Regions from separate parts of the Homo sapiens genome. Here region 1 is linked to region 2. Evidence: read pairs that join two places in POLR2A ChIA-PET (ENCODE). Cell type or tissue: OCI-LY7. All regions are shown on one strand. Links, peaks and the distances in the headings refer to the core of each region. The heading gives the core; the rest is flanking DNA.

What was found. ChIA-PET counts read pairs that join two places held together with the same protein. Peaks named below come from ENCODE experiments on the same cell type or tissue, not always from the same donor. Only the 100,000 strongest peaks of a DNase experiment are listed, where the experiment ranks them.
Region 1: POLR2A ChIA-PET joins it to region 2 with 13 read pairs; 3 of 35 experiments call an interaction of 5 or more read pairs at or near these places.

What each region holds. Positions count from the first base shown.
Region 1 is chr13:49,474,596-49,479,979 of GRCh38, reverse strand. SETDB2-PHF11 (SETDB2-PHF11 readthrough) reads right to left here. Exons shown (of 21, transcript NR_135324.2): 6 at 2,941-3,504. SETDB2 (SET domain bifurcated histone lysine methyltransferase 2) reads right to left here. Exons shown (of 14, transcript NM_001160308.3): 6 at 2,941-3,504. Among named protein-coding and RNA genes, the nearest start is that of PHF11, 19 kb to the left of the region's middle. In OCI-LY7, for the core only: no CTCF peak of the experiment used is centred there; no DNase peak of the experiment used is centred there.
Region 2 is chr13:49,292,071-49,297,426 of GRCh38, reverse strand. It overlaps CDADC1 (cytidine and dCMP deaminase domain containing 1), which reads right to left. Exons shown (of 10, transcript NM_030911.4): 10 at 3,942-5,356. Among named protein-coding and RNA genes, the nearest start is that of CDADC1, 47 kb to the right of the region's middle. In OCI-LY7, for the core only: no CTCF peak of the experiment used is centred there; a DNase peak (open chromatin) is centred at 2,716; H3K27ac peaks cover 503 bases.

The DNA.
Region 1 (5,384 bases), core at 250-5,249, 180 kb before region 2:
TATGAGTTTAGCTTTCCAAAATCAATTCCTTTAATTTCCCTGTTCAGCACAGAAGCTTGTTTGTGAGAATTCTGCTAGTTCTGCTCTTTTACAATGGATAAACTTAAATATGTCAAATTTGTAAGGACATAGTTTTGCAGATGTCTTAAGTTCTCTCTCACTCCAGTGACAGAAACAGACTGGGGAGATTGATGCCGGGTATCTGCCTACTATTATTGAATCCTTTTTTCATACTGTTGCGAGGCAGGAAGCTTGCAACCATAAAACTTCATGTACTTTCCCCTCTATTCAGATGACTAACTAACTTGATAGGGAACCATAATTTGATACAAAGTAAGGAACTTGGGGACTCTAGCTGTGTAACTAGGTAAATGACTGCTGGTGAGCTGGTTAAAATCTCTGGATCTTAGTCTCCTTTGCTGAACAAGTGACTTTAAGGTCTTTTCCTCTATGATTCTCTTCTGTATTTTCTGTATTAATTAATACACATCAGAATGGTGGCTGCTGTTTGCAAGAGAAAAGAACAACGACAACAATCAACAAATTCATTAATTTGGATTCTGTTTACAGATATGAAAATCTATAATTGTTCTTTCCCATGTGATTTTGTGTGCAAAGTTTAAAAAGTACAGAAAAATACAGATAATAATAAACACCCATATTTCCACCATCCAGAATTAGTTGTCAGCATTTTGTCTAGTTCTCTTCCCTGTATATATAATTCAAAATATACACACCACATATACACCACATATATATGGTCTTCTTAAAAAAAGTTAAAAAGTAAAACATAGATATAACTAAACTCTCAAGAGATTTAGTGTGGCATCCTTTATGCTTTTATATACACATGTATCTACAAACAATATATTGTGTATTTTTCATTATAAAAAATTTACTATAGGTATTATTCTATAACTTGCTTTTTTTGTTGTTCAATATAATGTTTTTGAGACCCATCCATGCTATATACAAATCTAGTTAATTCCTTTTAACTTTTCTACTGGATTAGGTATTGCTCACTTCATATACAATTCATAGTTTTTCTTTTTTGAGAAGGGGTCTCACTCTGTTGCCCAGGCTGGAGTGCAGTGGCGCAATCTTGGCTCACTGCAGCCTCGACCTCCCTGCACTCAGGTGATCCTCCCACCTCAGACTCCCGACTAGCTGGGACTACAAGGGCGTCCCACCACGCCACGCTAACTTTTGTATTTTTGTAGAGATGGGGTTTCGCTAGGTTGCTCAGGCTGGTCTCGAACTCCTGGGCTCAAATGATGTTCCTACCTCAGCTTCCCAAAGTGCTAGGATTACAGGTATGAGCCACTGTGCCCAGCCTCTTGGGACAGTTTAATTATACCTGTTTTAAAATCCCTTTCAATTAGATTCAACATTTACCTCTGATTCCTCAGGTGTTAATTCTCTCTACTTGTCGGGACTCATGCTGCCTTCATGGTCCTAAACATCTTTGTGTGCTGTAAATGTTTGTTTGAAATCATACCTTCTGTGGGGTTTAGTCCTGTGTGCTGCTCTACATTGGGTGCTTTCTCCAACGCTTTGGCTCTGACCCCATTGGTTTTACAGCTGTTAACAAGGTTTTCATTAATACAATTCCAGGCCCTGTGAGATACTGGCCTAGTTCCTAGTCTTGTGCAGGTACCTGTTTCTATTCCTTTGAAGAGCCAAGTCCCCAGATGAGGTAGTTGGGTTACATTTAGAGGTAATCTTTACAAAATAAAATACATATTTTTAAACAGAATAAAACAGCACAGTGAGAGGTTTCCTCTATGAGAGGCCTCAAGGAACTGAGCCAAACTGAGGTAACAGTAGATATAGCTCTCATTTTACACTCCAATTAACTTAGAGGATGGTGAAAACTATTATTATACTATTTAAATTATTTATCATTCTCTTATTCTTTTTTTGCCAAGTATGGGTAGCTAAATTTGCATTAAATTAAAAGTACATATAATGCAACACCACTCTACATCTGTATACCTACGAATGTATGTGTACTACACACCCTTAAAATGTTTTTCAAAGTCTTAATATATTAGAACATGTTTTCATTTTTTCATGGGATGTTAATACTATTCTATGATTAAGAAAATACTAGTTATAAGCATCACATTAGCCAGCAAATGATTTTTAAAAGTAAAATGCAACATATAACCCAATGGTTAAGAACATGGGTTCAAATCCTGTCTCTACAATTTGTTCTATGACCTCTCCAAATTGACTTCTCTGAGGCTCAACTTCCTCATGTATAACACTGAGATATTACCTATACCTCATGGGTTTTTGTGAAGATTAAGAGAATGAATGTGAAGTACTTGTCACAGTGTCTGGCACTGTTAAATATCATTTGTTGTAATGCCATTGATTATCTTTTAATGTATTAGTACTAGATTAAAGGAAATATGCATTCTTGGAAGAAATGTTTCAAATTACCATATTTGGCAAATAATTAGAGGTTTTTTTTCCTACTGCTAGTGACAGAGTTCATTTTCCCATTGTAGACTCTTTTATTTTTATTTTTATTTTTTGGAGACAGGGTCTTGCTTTGTTGTCCAGGCCTCTGGTACAGTGTGTGATCACAGCTCACTGCATCCTTGACCTCCTGGGCTCAAGCAGATCTCCCACCCCAGCCTCCAGAGTAGCTGGGACTATAGATGCACACCACCATACCCAGCTAATTTTTAAATTTTTTGTTAAGATGGGGTTTTGCCATGTTGCCCAGGCTGTTCTCAAACTCCTTTGCTCAAGCTGGCCTCCCACTCGGTCTCCCAAAAGTGCTGGGATTACACACGTGGGCCACCACGCCCAGTCTTACTGTAACTCTTGAACAGGTTTTAGATAGACAAATTAATACATAGCAAGACTTCTTAACAAGCGTCCTTACATTCAGAAGATTTTTTTGAAACGCCATGTTTTTCTACTCACATGTCTATGCAGCCCTCAGAGCAGTCACAGGAATCAGTAAACATGCTGGAAAAGTTGGTTAGATTATATGCTCGAGGCCACACAGTCTTTCTGTACTTAAACTGTGGGAGCTTTCTACTGTCAATTTCATTACAGAAAGAAATGGGCACTGATTCCACTCCATTGCTAATATCCACATCAGAAACAACTTCTTTTTGCTTTGGGTAATTCCGAGCCAACTGAACATAGGTATTGAAAGAAAAGTTATCTGTAAATAAAAAGTTACACTCTGTCTCAAGCAGGTAACGAAAAACTTCCTCCACGTTTCGTAGACTCCTTCCACAAGGGGTTTTATAACTCACGTGGAGTGCTGAAGAATGAGAGTTTGTCTTTGCATGTCGTCTTTGGAAGTGACATTTGATTGGCAGCTGCAGAGGGTTTTCTCCCTTCAAGTTCAGTGGCATTTTCATCAGACAAGCACCAGAGCAGTCATGACTTTGGTAAGATAAATTCGAAGATGAGTCTTTTTCTCTAAAGTCTACAACTTTATCTTCAAGAGAGAGAATTTCCTTATTTTCTGTTGTTCTGTTAAAATAAATTATTCATTAGTATCTCAAATTTATAGTTCAATTCCTCATTTTAAAAAAACTATGATTATTTTCTACCTTCTTAGACAATATTAAAATAAGCCAGACTCTAAGATACACATTTTAAGATGTTCTACAGCCATACAAAGATTATATCTATTTTTAAAACTTTTCTCGGAGATGGGGTCTTCCTATGTTGCCCAGGCTGGAGTGCAGTGGCCATTCACAGGTGTGATCACAGCACAGAGCAGCCTTGAACTCTTGTCCCCAAGTGATCCTCCTGCCTCAGCTTCCCAAATAGCTGGTATAGGCACGCACCAGGTCTGCCTTATACCTAATTTCAGAATATTCCAGGAAGTTGTGATTACAGCTGTAACTTTCTGTTAGGTATTTCATAGCACCTAGCAAATTTAGAGTTCATTTAGAGCATGAATCAATAAAGCACTGAAGAAGGTTACTTCTTCAGGCATGCTGAGATCAAGCTCTTTGCATGCAAAAAAACAAAGGCTGGCTGAAAACTTATTAATTCATCAAGAATCCTTTATACTGTTTGCCTTCAACAATAGTACCAACTTAATTCTTTCCATAATATGTAATCTACCTCACAATCATATTGATACATCTGAAAAAATGGCAAACTGATAGGAGAAAATGGGGTGGTTATTAATAAAATAAAAAAAAAAGTCGGCAGGGTGTGATGGCTCACAACTGTAATCCCAGCACTTTGAGAGGCCAAGACGGAAGGACTGCTTGAGCTCAGGAGCTCAAGATCAGCCTGGGCAACACAGTGAAACCTCATCCCTACAAAAAGTAAAAAAAATTAGTAAGGTATGGTGGTGCATGCCTGTAGTTCCAGCTACTTCGGGGGCTGAGGTGGGATGATCACTTGGACTCGGGAGGTTGAGGCTACAGTGAATCATGATCACACCATTGCACTCCAGCCTGGGTGACAGAGTGAGATCCTGTCTTAAAAAAAAAAAAATCCGTGAAAAGCTTCCTTTTGTTTGGAAATCAAGTTTTAAACTTTCACAAATAATCTGAGTTTTGTTTTACATAGAATTTTCTATCTTTAGGTGTCTGTTATGTATTATAATACAGGTATTTTAGAGATGCGTTGTATTTGCTCTATGATATGGTTTGGCTGTGTCCCTACCCAAATCTCATCTTGAATTCCGACGTGTTGTGGGAGGGACCTGGTGGGAGGTAATTGAATCATGGGTGCAGGTCTTTCCCGTGCTGTTCTCGTGATAGTGAATAAGTCTCACGAGATCTGATGGTAACGTAAGGGGGAGTTTCCCTGCACAAGCTCTTTGCCTGTCACCATCTATGTAAGATGTGACTTGCTCTTGCTTGCCTTCTGCCATGAGTGTGAGGCCTCTCCAGCCATGTGGAACTGGTAAGTCCATTAAACCTCCTTCTTTTGTAAATTGCCTGGTCTTGGGTATGTCTTTATCAGCAGCGTGAAAACGGACTAATACACTATATAAAGCAGTGCCATCCAAAAAAACTTCCTCCATTGATAGAAATGGTCTATACCTGTGCTGTCCGATATGGTAGCCAGTGGGCACATGTGGTTACTGAGCACTTTTAAATGTAGCTAGCACGACCAAAGAACTGAATTTTTACATTTTATCTAATTTTGATTAATTCAGATTTAAACAGCCACATGCAGCTAGTGGCTACCATACTGGATGTGCAGATATGGAGCTTCCTCATCCTTTCTCCGACTGTATAGTAATCCTTTGCGTAAGTCCACAATTTAATTACCTAGCCTGCAATAATGGACAATTTTCCATAACATGTAGTATAGGCTAGACCACAATAATGGACTAGTTAACTTACACAGTGATCTTTTAGAACGTATACAGTAAACTTATA
Region 2 (5,356 bases), core at 357-5,356:
TGAAAGAAGCCCCTTGGATGGTCCAGCCTCACTGTCCCTGTGCCGGCTGGGCCCCCCTCTCAACTGACCCACCAGTGGCACACAACCGTCCATGACCCCAGCCAGTGCCACAGGGAGTAGAGCTGTTCTGCTGAATCTTGCCCAAATTCCTGGCTCACAGAATCATGCAAAATAAAATAGTGGCATGGGCCACTAAGTTTTAGGGGGTAGTCTGTCATGCAGCAATAGATAGCTATGGAGTGAATGGATAACTGTTGCCCTCTGTGGAATTTGTGCTTTTTCTGCAAAATAAAACACTTTCCACCAATACCGCAACCAGCATAGAAGTTCTTCATCAGATTACACTAAAGCGTGTTCAGCTCAGCAGAAACTGTGTCCTTTCACAAGGCCACCTCCGCATCAGAGAACCAGGAATGGTAAAATTCCTGGTCAACAGAAACACTCATATCTGAGAGTAAAGTACTATATGCAGTTTTTTTTCTATTTGAAACAGTGTCTCACTCTGTCACCCAGGCTGGAGTGCAGTGGTGCAAGCATAGCTCACTGCAGCCTTGAACTCCTAGGCTCAAGTGATTCTCCCGCTTCAGCCTCTCTAGCAGCTTGGGACTACAGGTGTGCACCACCACAACTGGCTAATTTTTTAGTTTCTTTTTGGAGAGACAGGGTCTTGCTATGTTTCCCAGGCTGGTCTTGAACTCCTGGCTTCAAGTGGTCCTCCTGCCTTGGCCTCTCAAACACTATAAAATCTTAATTACATCAATAGAAGGAATTTCTGGTTACTAAAAATAATACATTTAATGCTTGGTACAGTTTCTCTAAATTCCCCTGCTCTTTATTAAAGCTTATCACATCTATACTTATTTACATACATTTTTTTCCACCCTGACAAGTCACAGAATCTTGAGGTTAAGGGTCATGGTCCAATTTTTTTTTTTTTTTTATATAGTCTTGCTCTTTTGCCCAGGCTGAAGTGCAGTGACACGATATTGGCTCACTGCAACCTCCGCCTCCTGGATTCAAGTGATTCTCATGCCTCAGCCTGCTGAGTAGCTGGGATTACAGGCCCACGCCACCATGCCTGGCTAGTTTCTTTCTTTCTTTTTTTTTTTTTTTGTATTTTTAGTAGAGACAGGGTTTTACCATGTTGGCCAGGCTGGTCTCAAACCCCTGACCTCATGATCCACCTGCCTCAGCCTCCCAAAGTGCTGGGATTACTGGTGTGCGCCACCGTGCCCAGCCCTATTTGCATGTTTAATATGATTGTTCTTCCAGAGGTTTCCAAAAGATTCCCTGCTTAAGCGTGTAGGATATCTTTTAAAAAACCCAAACCAGTAGAACTTTCTGGGTCCACTAAGTGCAGCCCATGGTGCCATTATAATAGTACCAGATCTCTGTGAAGTGGAAGAACTGAAAAAACATGTCCCTGTATTTGTTGGGAGGCCAGTTCTTTTCTGTGTACCTTTCATTCATTTTCATGAATACTGATGTATGTCCATCTCCCCAACTAGACGATAAGCTCCACGAGGGCAGGGTTTGTGTCTGGTTTTCCTCACCACTGTAACTGCACTCCTCACAGTGCCTGGCTCATGGTAAGCTAAGCCCTGGCAAATATTTGTTAATGAATTGTACCATGTTCAAAAATAAACAACCTGGAGAACCTCTGCTGGTTATCATCATGGGTGAAACAAAGTTGGTCAGGAGTTACGATCTGCCACACAGAAGCCTCCCGGCTCACGAGCTTCCATTTCTTGCAACTCAACAGCATCATACACCACAGTATTTCAGACTTCTCGCTTAGCTCTTGTTTTTGTTTTTTTCTAACATTGTGAATGTGCGCACACACTACACAAGGTACTTCAAGCTGTTCAAGCCACCCCCAGCCCCTCATGCACATTAGGCAGAGCCAGGCTGTTTCCATTCACTCCACAGGAAGTGAACTCCCCCCAGCCTCCTCCCTCCACCTTTTGTCCTTGGGATACATCCCCGGCCCGGGCCTCTCTGGGTACGGGTGTCAGCACTGGGATGAACTGTGGTTTCTTTCTCGTTCATCCTGGCCTGGACCCCAATTTCTGAGAATCATGGGGTGGTGGGAAGTATTCCAGGAAAGTTCTGGCTCATGTCCTTCTGGAAAGACATGTGCTTTCCCTAACAAATCACTCTGTGCTACACTCACCAAAGGAGCTCCTGTCCCAAGATGGGCTCACTTCTTTCTTTCTCCTTCCCAAGTGTTACGTGGGTTTAGATATAGACATTCAGGGGCGATAAGCTCATTTATGTATCATAGTGTCACTAAAGATAGAGTTCATGTTTATAGAGTGTTGGTACCATTCATTGACCCAGAAATAAAGCTAACTTGGCCAGGCGCGGTGGCTCATGCCTGTAATCACAGCACTTTGGGAGGCAGAGGCAGGAGGATTGCTTGAGGCCAGGAGTTCAAGACCAGCCTGGGCAACATAGCAAGACCCCTGTCTCTACAAAAAATAAATAAAAAATAAACTAGCCAGGCGTGGTGGCACGTGCCTGTAGTCCCAGCTACTTGGGAGGCTGAGGTGGGGAGGACCGCTTGAGCACAGAAAACAGTCAAGGCTGCAGTGAGCTATGAAGGCACCACTGCACTCCAGCCTGGGCAACAGAGTGAGACCCTGTCTTGAAAAAGGAAAGAAAAAGCTTCAGCAGCAATACAATGAAAATACACACACCTGCGTATGTTCTGCATGACTGGGATGAAGGAAGCCAGGCAAATGCTTACACTTAGCTCCCCTCACAGTAGCATATTCTGTGGCCACTTAGGCAGTAAACAAATGGCAGAGCTATTTTTTTTTTTTTTTTTTTTTTTTACAAATTATGAACTTACCATCATCCTCCCATTCTTTGAAATTTAGAAAGACATTGTATTTTTTGTTTAAGTGTAAGTTCTGATTTCTCAGGCTAAGGGATGAAGACTGGGAATTTATAGATCTGGGTCAAAAGTGCCCCACAGAGCTTCTCCAAACCCAGGCGGGCTCCTGGGGTGGCTCAGCAGTCTGTCTCCATCACTTTTTCCCAGAAATTTGTCTCATTCCCACTGTTTACCTGGCAAACCCCTGGATCCCCTCAGGCCCCACCTCATCACCTCTGCCTCTACAGGGTCCTTTCCATGACTCCCCAGAGTGCTGGTAAATCCTCGTGTGCCCCCACTGTTCCTACAGTTACATCCACAATGGCAGTTCTCAGCCTTAAAGGTCACCAGAATCACCCGCAAGGTCGTGAAACCCCAGCTTGCTGGGCCCACCCTGAGAGGTTCTAATTCAGTAAGCCTAGGGAGCACCCTAAGAATATGCACTTCTAACAAATAGTCTGCTGGTCCAGAGACATTTTTTTCTTTTCTTTTCTTTTAGACTAAGTCTCGCTCTGTTGTCCAGGCTGGAGTGCAGTGGCATGATCTCAGCTCACTGCAACCTCTGCCTCCTGGGTTCATGTGATTCTCCTGCTTCAGTCTCCCAAATAGCTGGGATTACAGGCATGCAATACCATGTCTAGCTTTTTTTTTTTTTTTTTTTTTTTGTATTTTTAGTAGAGACGGGGTTTTACCATGTTGACCAGGCTGGTCTTGAACTCCTGACCTCAAGTGATCTACCCCACTCAGCCTCCCAAAGTGCTGGGATTACAGGTGTGAGCCACGGCACCTGGCCTGAGAATCATTTTTCTTAATTACTTGATTCCATGCTTGTATCTTCCACTTGACTGTGAGTGTCTTAAGATCAGGAGGCATTTCTCACACATCTCATCCCCGCAGTCTAGCAGTGTTTAGCAGTCATTCAATCAATAAACAAATATTTATGGAATGCCTACTGTGTGCCAGGTACTGTTCTAGACACTGGGGTTCAGCAGTTAAAAAGTACACACACACACACACACACACCTCCCTGCCCTCATAGACTTCACCTTCTGAGGCTACACAGTAAACCATCAATGATTATTTATTGAAATCTGACCAGTTGTACAGAAGAAAAAAAATGGCATTATCATGCCTCTCTTAATAGTACTGTGGAAATGCCTATTTTTCCCTTTCTAATCACAGTTTTTCCCACTTGTATGCTTCTTCCTCTGATATCCCATCCCAACACCCAACAGGCAAATCCACAGACCTGGCAATATGCCAGGATTTTGGGTCTTACAAAATATTTACTGATTGATTTATAAAATGTTTGGTGTACATGACATGTTAGTTAGAAACAACAAATCCAAGAGCTGAAGCATGAGAGTTAATACAATAAAGCAATTTGGGAGGTAAGCAATCTCAGTGTTTTTATACTGATAAGAATATCTTAATTCACGGTTTTCAAACTAGCCTTAGTTACCTCTAAGTGTACATCACCTCCTCTCCTGTCCTATCCCATGCCCTCCATCTGTGTAGTGTTTATGGCAGTTCTTGGCTGCCTTGTATGATGACTCTGAACTCCCCATGGTCCTACACAGGCTGCAGTCACAGCCCTGGCATGGAGCCAATGTTTGGATGGTCGTGCGTGTAATTCTGAGAAACTGGTAGGAAGCCCAGTGAGGCCGTGTGATGTGGCGGAAAGGCAGGGAACAAAAGCAGAGGCAAACCTGACCACCGCAGATCCAGGAAGACATTTCTCATGAAGCACCCCAGGCCACCCCTCTCTAACCTAGGAGAGAACAGAAAATGTACCTTCATTTTTGGAATAATTTTCTGAATGTTTCTCAGCAAATAAAAATGTGAGAAATCACAGACAGCAATCTGGAATAGCTGAAATGACCATACTTTCAAGACTTTCAGTATTTATTCTTGAGGTTGGCAAATGTTTTTAAAAGGCTCTTCCTTTTGAAGATCAAAGCCATGAGACAACCTATGTTAATTATACAGAAGGGAAGACTATATGGGGGAGCAGCATTTATTAATGGAATTCTAGGAAAGCTAGTTTCAATATTCCAGACTCAAATATTTCTTCTCTGTTAACATCATAACCAAATTTGAGGTTCACTGTTAGTGATTTCAAGAGTCAGTGATATCAAGCAGCGACACTGTCTCAGAATAACACTCTCTTCCTATTGCTACCCAAAGTCTGTGATAAACAGGACCACAGAATTAACATTTACAAAATATACTTTAAAAATGGAGACAAAGTCCACTAACTTTATTTTTATGAGTCAATTCTAATTAAGTAAATTCTGATTACTAGAAAGCTTTGGGTATAAATGTGATCTTTTGGTTTGCTATACACTGACTCTTAAAAGATGACACTTATTTCCCTGGAGCAGTTTACTAACTGTCACTCTTGTAATTCAAAAGAATTAATATTTCTCAAAAGGTGTGTGATTCCCTGCAGAGGCATGACCTCTTGTGAAGCAGACC